3 separate regions of the Homo sapiens genome follow, and all the other regions are linked to region 1. The links are chromatin contacts, found by Hi-C or POLR2A ChIA-PET in ENCODE. All regions are on one chromosome and are shown on one strand. Each heading gives the region's core, a stretch centred on a gene start or an enhancer-like site at or near the end of the contact. The rest is flanking DNA. Distances are from core to core; before and after follow the strand shown. Region 1 has its middle 13 kb from the start of LINC01740. Region 2 holds the start of RPS6KC1 (ribosomal protein S6 kinase C1). Region 3 overlaps RPS6KC1 (ribosomal protein S6 kinase C1).

Evidence for each region. A loop is a pair of places that touch in the nucleus more often than their neighbours do. ChIA-PET counts read pairs that join two places held with the same protein, here RNA polymerase II (POLR2A). Pooled maps may share reads with other maps.
Region 2: a loop to region 1 is called in a map of CD8-positive, alpha-beta T cell, with 15 times the contacts of the local background. The contact joins the promoter of RPS6KC1 here to the enhancer-like site in region 1. A Hi-C loop is called at or near these places in 2 of 168 maps with a recorded cell type or tissue (CD8-positive, alpha-beta T cell and naive thymus-derived CD4-positive, alpha-beta T cell) and 10 of 50 pooled maps. POLR2A ChIA-PET finds 5 or more read pairs at or near these places in 2 of 52 experiments (H1 and T-cell).
Region 3: a pooled map shows a loop between it and region 1 (4-fold over the local background). The contact joins two enhancer-like sites. A Hi-C loop is called at or near these places in 1 of 37 single-sample maps with no recorded cell type and 2 of 50 pooled maps. POLR2A ChIA-PET finds 5 or more read pairs at or near these places in 1 of 52 experiments (activated naive CD4-positive, alpha-beta T cell).

Annotation. Positions count from the first base shown.
Region 1 is chr1:212,557,763-212,560,462 of GRCh38, forward strand. No RefSeq gene overlaps it. Among named protein-coding and RNA genes, the nearest start is that of LINC01740, 13 kb to the left of the region's middle. RefSeq lists enhancers at 728-1,465, 845-974, 1,475-1,614 and a silencer at 1,035-1,304. Within about 2 kb of position 1,274, at least 38 of the 41 ENCODE cell types and tissues checked have a DNase peak (open chromatin) inside an H3K27ac peak, as active enhancers do; they include CD8-positive, alpha-beta T cell, where a contact is called at or near this core.
Region 2 is chr1:213,049,981-213,052,680 of GRCh38, forward strand. It overlaps RPS6KC1 (ribosomal protein S6 kinase C1), which reads left to right and starts at 1,261. Exons shown (of 15, transcript NM_012424.6): 1 at 1,261-1,529. The coding sequence starts at 1,425. RefSeq lists a silencer at 1,390-1,489.
Region 3 is chr1:213,069,258-213,072,006 of GRCh38, forward strand. RPS6KC1 (ribosomal protein S6 kinase C1) reads left to right here. Exons shown (of 15, transcript NM_012424.6): 2 at 1,749-1,784. Among named protein-coding and RNA genes, the nearest start is that of RPS6KC1, 19 kb to the left of the region's middle. RefSeq lists an enhancer at 1,184-1,483. Within about 2 kb of position 1,299, at least 2 of the 41 ENCODE cell types and tissues checked have a DNase peak (open chromatin) inside an H3K27ac peak, as active enhancers do.

The sequences.
Region 1 (2,700 bases), core at 24-2,523:
CATCTGAAAAACTTCCAATTTACAAAGGACATTGTGGTATTTTTGGAAAACAAAGGAAAATGACACATACTAATTTCTGTCATTTATTCACGTCATAATCCCCAAAGCTACCTTTATTCCACGACTCTTTCCACCATTTTCCTACAGTCAGCTTTTTTTAAGGCTATAGCCTTTAAAAACTTGAAACAGAAAATTTTAAGGATGCAACCATTAGAAAATGTTCCCATACTACCATTTAACATTCCCCATTTATCATTATGTTTACTATCGTGTAATTTCCAACATAATATTATGAGGTCAAAGGCTCTACGAACGCCGTTTTACAATCTACCTAGGGAGGCAATGGCTGTGAAACACACCACACCAATGACAGGAATGCGGGTCACTGTGACACAACGGATCCCTCTGCAAAGTCAAAGCTAAGAGTTCACTTTACGCTGACGGAGCTTCTTTCCAGGACCCCCACCCCCACCCAAGGACAGGAGAGTGTCGATTTCCCAAGGTGTCTGGCACTGCTTCTTGAAAACGCAGCTCTCATCTGGTTCCTGGAAGGTCATACTGGTTCGCGCAGGGCTCGGGACGGGGCGCTTGGCTTCTGAGGCACCCGCGCTGGCTCCTCACCCGGTGACCTTCAGGCCTCTGCGCTTGGCCTGACCCTAGAAGGGCCACCGCCCTTCACAGCGGGCGGGCACCGTCCCTCCCACGGCCCCGCCGACTGCTGACGCGGTGGCCCCAAGGGTCCAGGCCCGCACTTGCCCCACTCCCGCGGCGCCGTCCCCCATAGTCGGTCCCCGAGGGCCGCGCCCAGCTCCTGCTCGGATTTCAGCCCGCACCGCACCCCAGCCGCCAGGGAACCTTCCAGAACCCTGCCCCTCTGGCTTTCTCCCGAAAGCCCAGGGTCGCCGTCCAGGAAGAAACTTCGATTCATTTATTGAGCGCCGACTGTGTCCAAGGCCGAGGGAGGGGCGGGGTTTCCACGCGGGGAGACCCCCTAGGTTCTCGCCTCGGTAAGCGCCCGCGTTCCAGCACCTCGAGTCGCCCGCGGGCCCCCACCCCTCGGGCCGGGCCCGGTCCTCGAGGAAAACCCACGGCGGGGCAGGAAGGAACGAGGAGAGCCACGCTCCTTGCCCGCCTCGTCCCCTCCACTCCCCTTCACCTCACGGGACCCCAGGGAAGCCGCCGGAGCTAAAATTAGCAACCCGCGCAGCGCGCGCTCACGTGCGCGCGGCCCGGCGGGGGCGGGGAGCAAGGGGCGCGGTCCGGGTGAGTCACCGGCCCCGCCCCACTCGCCAAGAACGCGCTGACGTCAGCCGCTTCCCCGAAGGGTGACGTAAGCGCGCCACGGGGAGGCCGAGGCAGCTGATAGAATGTTCTGAGTTTCGATGCCTTAAAGGGACCAGGCCTGGGATCGTGAAACATCTGGGGAAACGACTCCACTCACTCACCTGCAGACTGAGAGCCCATCTTGTACCGTGTTATACTTTAAGAGAGTTGACTGTTGAGATGATGATGAAAACGGAAGAACAACTGAGCCTAGTTGGAGGCTCTTTGAAGTCCCAGAACCTCCTCCTGGAAGCCCTCTTTGGTTAACCAGATGGACATCTCAGTTGCCCTCTGAGCCTGAACCAAGTGTCAGGAAGAGTTTTCTATGGCCCTTGACTCCTTAACTCTTTGCTTATAGCGTCTCTGCTCTCTGATGCCTCTGCTGTCAGAGAAAGGCTGTGGTTTAAATATTTATTTATGAATCCATCAGCTTGGGCCAACTAGGTCCATTTATCACCGTTTTGACTGTGTCTAAACTGTCATTAGTGGTGTGACTAGAAACCAGTTAATTTCGCTGGGTGGTAAATTCGTGGACTGATCTCCAAACCCTCCTACTGTGCTAATGTTGCCAATGGAAGTTTCCAGAGGCCAGGATCCCTGGCCAACACGTGATCGTAAACAACATCAGGGCCTCACAGGGAACTCACAATTTACTGAGGTTTGCTCTGTGCCAGGTGTTTTCATGATCCTCCATCCCCTTGTCGTTTAGTCCTCTTCTCTGAGTCCTCCCCATTTTACTGATGAGGACGGAAATCGAGGCACACGATTAAGCGTTTCCCTGGGTCACACAGCTAATGAATGGCGAGCTGGAAGTCAGTCCCAGGTCATCAGACTCCGAAGTCCATGGTTTTGGTGATGAAGGTGGGCTGTGAAATGTGTGTCTTATTCTATGCATGTGAGTCCGCTGGAACCAACTTTTCCACTTGGAACACAATCTCAGTGCCTTTCAGCAGGTAACCGGCGCCAGACCAGATCTCCAGAGATGGAGGTGGTCGGCCTCAGGGCCCAGCCATGAGAAGGTGTATGAGGAGGCATCGCATCAGGCGCCCACCCTGTGCTTGCAGGGCCTGACCATGAGCGCCGCCTTCAGTTTTACACCTTAGGCACCCCACTTGGCTCCCCTTCGTCCCAGCCCTGCCAGACCCACCCTTGACTCTGTGTTTCCTTTCTGGAAACTCGAGAGGCCATTTCTACTTAAAGAGTCCTCACCTGGCCTACCAGCGACCAGATCTGCCCAAGTGCAGAAGAAACACTTGGTTATCTCCTCTTTCATCGTCCCCGCTCGAGCATAAAACAACAGAAAGTTTCCTATCGGAACAGCATGCTTGTGCCAAAAACAAATTAGAAACAACAACAACTTCTCAAAATTTTGAGCAA
Region 2 (2,700 bases), core at 11-2,510, 490 kb after region 1:
GCTAATTTTTTGTATTTTTAGTAGAGACGGGGTTTCACCATGTTGGCCAGGCTGGTCTCGAACTCCTGACCTGAGGTAATCCGCCCGCCTCGGCCTCCCAAAGTGTTGGGATTACAGGCGTGAGCCACCGCGCCCGGTCGGAGAACAGGGACTATCTTTGTAACTCCAATGCCAAATTGGCATCATGTCTGGCACATAGTAGGTGGTGAATTCAGGTTTAATGAATGACTAATAGACTTAGATATATGTAGGTTGAAAAGAAGGAGCCAGTGGTGAGAAAGAGATTAAACATACAGAAAGGAGATTTGGAATGTCATTGAAACAGTGTCTTAAGGTTTGCCAAAGAGGATGGGATTCAGATCACATGTGGAGTCATTAGCTGTAAAAATGAGCAAGTGATATGTGTACGTTTCAGACTGGCATGGAAATGTGAGAAGACAAAGGAATTGGTACTAAGGGCCATAGCTGCTTCTTCCTCTTCTTTTTTCCCTGTAAAGAAGAGTGGTGGTGCGGAGAGTAGGGAGGCAAAAGGAAGAGGAACAGAGTCTTTAGGATAATGGCAAAGACTTGGCATGAATATTTTGTGGAATGAAAAGGAACCTTGATCACAAAAAGATAAAGGAACTGCCAAGCGTTGATAACAACCTCAGCTGAAATTGGAAACTGTAGTGAGTGACTCGGAGAGGTCGAGTGACATATTTCTTTCTTCTAGCCAGAGGCGGACTCCAGATTTTCGAACCTGTGGGGATTTTTAAAAGATTGATATTGGCTTGGGAGCTTTTTTGGGTTGGGGGCTTGCTGTGCAGATGTGTTACAGAAAGGCGCTCAATGGAAGGAAATTCGTCTTAGAAAGAAGTAAGGGATATGTCTCAGAGAATGAGATGTTGCTGTGGGTATTTAAAATGATAGGCTGTGAATAGGTAAGGAAAGAAGGTGCTAGGCTATGGTATCTCTCCATCCCTTCAACACTCCACTTAAGTTTGTACCACGGCGGGGCGGAGGCAGGGAGGACCACGCTCTCCCGGTGTGGCGTGGCTATACCAACTCTCATAAAATCTCATAAAAGGTGACGGAGCTAGCGTACAAGAGGTCGTCTTTAGTGGAGAGGCCTGAGGTCTCCGCAGTGACGGGGGTGGCAGCGCGACCCCTTAGTCTTCAACTACAGGCCAGTCCCAGGTGCCCCAAAGGGGCTAGAATCTAAGGAGGAGTCTCCCCTCCCCCTAGAAGCGGGAGATAGCCTGGCCCGGAAGCTTCTCTGCTGACCCGGAAGCAGAGCTGTGCAGCTGAGGCGCCGCCGTGGAGCCGCCTTGGAGCCACCGCCCCCTCGCCGCTTCGCCGCTGCGTTGGGGAACCTGGACCGCGGCGGCGCCGGGTTTCCCTCATGATCCCGGGCGGGTGGCGGCGGCGGCAGAGGCGGCGGGAGGATGACCTCTTACCGGGAGCGGAGTGCCGACCTGGCCCGTTTCTACACTGTCACCGAGCCCCAGCGACACCCGAGGGGCTACACAGTATATAAGGTCACCGCCCGGGTGAGTGCCGGTGTCGGGCTGGGGTAGAGCTTGGATTGGGACCTGAGGATCTGGGGTGGGGACCCTGATGTGAGGGTACCTGACTCTGGCTCAGAGCCGAGGGTGGGACTGGGTGCTGCTCCTACTGGCGGGACTTGGGTGTCGGAGGTTGGGATTTTTAGAGTAGTGGCTGAGTGTGATATGCCCAGGGCTTCACTGTAGTAGGTCGTGGTAGAGTCCTCTTTCTGGGGGTGGGGCAGTCAGTGGTTGATGGTTTTAAATTGATGACTCAGTTCCCATCCCGTTTGGACTTTCTCTTCTGAGTTCGCAATTTGCAGAAGTGGTTTTGCTTGCTCCAGGAAGATAATGCAGATTAAAAAGTGTTAATTTATGTATTGTTTGGCTTATGTAATATAAGTTGTTTTTTCTCTTGACCTTTATCAGGTTTGCTGTGAGAAAGACAGATTCTTGGGACAGATGTCAGTGTTAGGCCACCAACCTAGGAACTGTGGATCCGGGCTTTGTCAAACCTTTGAGTTTTTCATGTTTTTCAGTAGGAGACGTGAAAAAAATCTGCTGAGGGTGGCTTGTGTGAGCTACCATGAGGGCACATTTTAAAGTTGGGAGGCTCCTTTACATCAACTAACTGGTCCAATTTTTAGTACCCACTTTATGTTTCATTGCTTTTGCCTTGAGTTTTAAAGAGAGTCTGCATCTTCTAGGAAAGTAAGAATAAATCAAAATTAAATAAGTATATATGTATGTGACGTATGTGTGCATGAATATATGTGTATAGTAGGCATTTTATGCACATCACCCAATTTAATTCTCATTTTAATGAGGAAGAAATAGATTAAAGCAAGTTTAGTAACTTGCCCAACTTTACATTGCAAGGCAGTAGCAGATCTGTCTGGGATCTGAAACCAGTTTTGCCTAACTCCAAGTTATATAAAATGTTAATAATTAACTTTATCAATTTTTAAAGAAGAGAGGTACAGATTAAGTAACAGTAGTTCAATATACATTTGGAGGATGTAAAGCAGGCCTTCAGAATAATTTTTTTTTTTTTGAGACGGAGTTTCGCTCTTGTTGCCCAGGCTGGAGTGCAATGGCATGATCTCTGCTCACCGCAACCTCTGCCTCCTGAGTTCAAGCGATTCTCCTACCTCAGCCTCCCGAGTAGCTGGGATTA
Region 3 (2,749 bases), core at 49-2,548, 510 kb after region 1:
TACTACAAGATTTCACCAAGTTTATATATTCTGAAAGTTGGAGAATAGAGTGCAAGATATTTGTTCTCTGGAATTCTTAGGTGGGACCTTTTACAATGGTTAACCTGTCTGGTAGGGGACAGGAAACTTTTAAATTATAGAGTTCTTGCTGTGTCCTTATTTGTTGTTCACAACAGCCAGGCCAGGCAGTTAGTATTATCTCCGTTTTATCGATGAGATCAAACCTGTAAGAGGAACTGTAATTTGAACCAAGGTTTGTCTGACTTTACATCCTCTATTTTTTGTTCTTATTTTGGACTTTAGGGGTGTTGCTGAATGGATTATAATCCCTAGTTCATGGTGTATTGTCATTAGATATCAAAGACCCTTTTCTTCCTCACACTCCTAGGCAACCATTTTAATGTGTGTTTGATTTATCTTTTTTTAAAATTTTTTTTAAAGTGAAAGCAAGTTTATTAAGAAAGTAAGGGAATAAAGAATGGCTACTCCATAGGCAGAACAGCCTGATTTATCTTTTTGTTTATTTTTGCAAAATACACCATTGTAGCTTCAAAACCGTTAATTTGACACTTACATGGATGGTACCGTATTATGTAATCTAATGTGAGATTTTCCTAATTTAGGATGCTGTTTGATGATTTAAACACCTAGCCTTTTCAAAAGTTTTGTGAAAAAAATCTTTTTACCTGGTGTTAGACTTTTTGGCCTTTGTCATCAGGGAAGTCTGAAGGAATCTCTCCTTTTCCTCTTTGCTTAGGGAGTATTGATAGAAGGATTATTTGTCCCTGAATGTTTGTAAATAATTTATATTACTTTTGTTTTCTTCATCATAGGTAGCCAGTGATTACTTCTCATACTTCTCACATGTTGTGTCCGAGCATTGTAGCTGCTTTTTTTTAATTGAAAGTTTTATTGTGCTAATTGTAGATTCATATACAGTTGTAAGAAATAATGTAGGGAGATCCCTTGTACACTTTGCCTAAGTGCAGCTGCTTTTTATGCTTCTAATTTGTATATAGGCTTGCTGGGAAGGGGAGATGTGAACAAACTTGTTAGAATTATGTTAATTAAGTAAGAGTAAAGGCCAGATGCTTTTTCTTAAGAATGTAGTGAATATATGAACTTTAGCATGTGGACTTACTTTTAGCTGTTTTTTTGCTTAATTTTTAGTATTGTTAAAATAACATTTTTAGCCAAATTAAATTTAACAGAGTTTAATTGAGCAAAGAATGATTCACAAATTGGTCAGCCTCCTCAGCCAGTGTAGGTCCAGAGAGACTCCAGCGCAACCATGTGGTGGAAGATTTATGGACAGAAAAAGGAAAGTGATGTACAGAAAAGGAAACTGAAACAGCTGTATTGGTTCCAACTAAGCATTTGCCTTATTTGAACACTGTTTGAACAGTTGGCTCTCTTTGGCCAAAACTTGGTGATTGGCGCCAGAGTAGGTTACAGTCTTTACACATCTATTTACATATCTATTTCTCTTTCATTATGTACAGAGAAACTTTTAGGCCAAACTTAAAATATGTAGCCTAAGGGAGGTAACTTTAGGTTAAACTTGATTTAACAGTATGAATTTCAGATAGTGAAGTTATTATATAGCTGAGTTTTGGATAAATGATATAGTGTTTATTTTTTTAAGCAAATTGAATTTTTCATACAAATACTATTGGAAGTTAATTATACAAATATGAAATCTTAAATTTTGATAATGATTAGAGATTTCTATGTATGTTTTGTTTTAGGTTGTTTCACGAAGAAATCCAGAGGATGTCCAGGAGGTAACATTTATATGAAGATTTTATTTTATGTATTTGATAAAAATTTAACTAAATGCTTTTTTGAGGAAATTGCCTGAATCATTTGTACATCAACCTCTTTTTTTTGAGACGGAGTTTCGCTCCTGTTGCTCAGGCTGGAGTGCAGTGGCGCAATCTCGGCTCACTGCAACCTCTGCCTCCTGGGTTCAAGTGATTCTCCTGCCTCTGCCTCCCGAGTAGCTGGAATTACAGGCATCTGCCACCACACTCAGCTATTTTTGTATTTTTAGTAGAGATGGGGTTTTACCACGTTGGCCAGGCTGGTCTCGAATTCCTGACCTCAGGTGATCCACCTGCCTCAGCCTCCCAAAGTGCTGGGATTACAGACGTGAGCCACTGTGCCTGGCCTGTACATCAGTCTTTATATGTTTGCGTGAAGATTGTCTTCATTTCACAAAACAGTAGCTGAAGTGTCCTATTTGAGACCTACTAAGTAATTGTTAAGTTTTAGTAGGTGTTAAGTTATATAAATAAGAATTTAATGAATTATGGTGCTGTTTACTAAGTGATCATTGTTCTGGTAACTAGTGTTTACAAGATTTCAGTATCACTTAAGGGCCCCTATTTACCCATTTCAAGATCATAATGCCTGTGTAATAAAAAGTATTTGGTAACTAATATTTATTTTAAAGATTCTAACAGTAAATTATGGGTCTCTGCCTACTTTCACTTTTAGATTGAATTGACATGTTGACATCTTGGAAAACTGCTTTAGGCATAGATATTTCTTTTTTTTTAAACTTTAAGTTAGTAAGTTCTTTTGCAGATTCTTCTGTGCATTTTTTCATTTTTTTTCCTTCTTTCTATAATGGTACCAGCCTGTTATGTTTTGCTTAAAATTGTGGAATTCTCTATTTGTATTTACTTTGTGCTTGTTGTGTATCTTTAGGAATCCTTACTGAGGAGCTTGCTGCTTTGAATGTTTC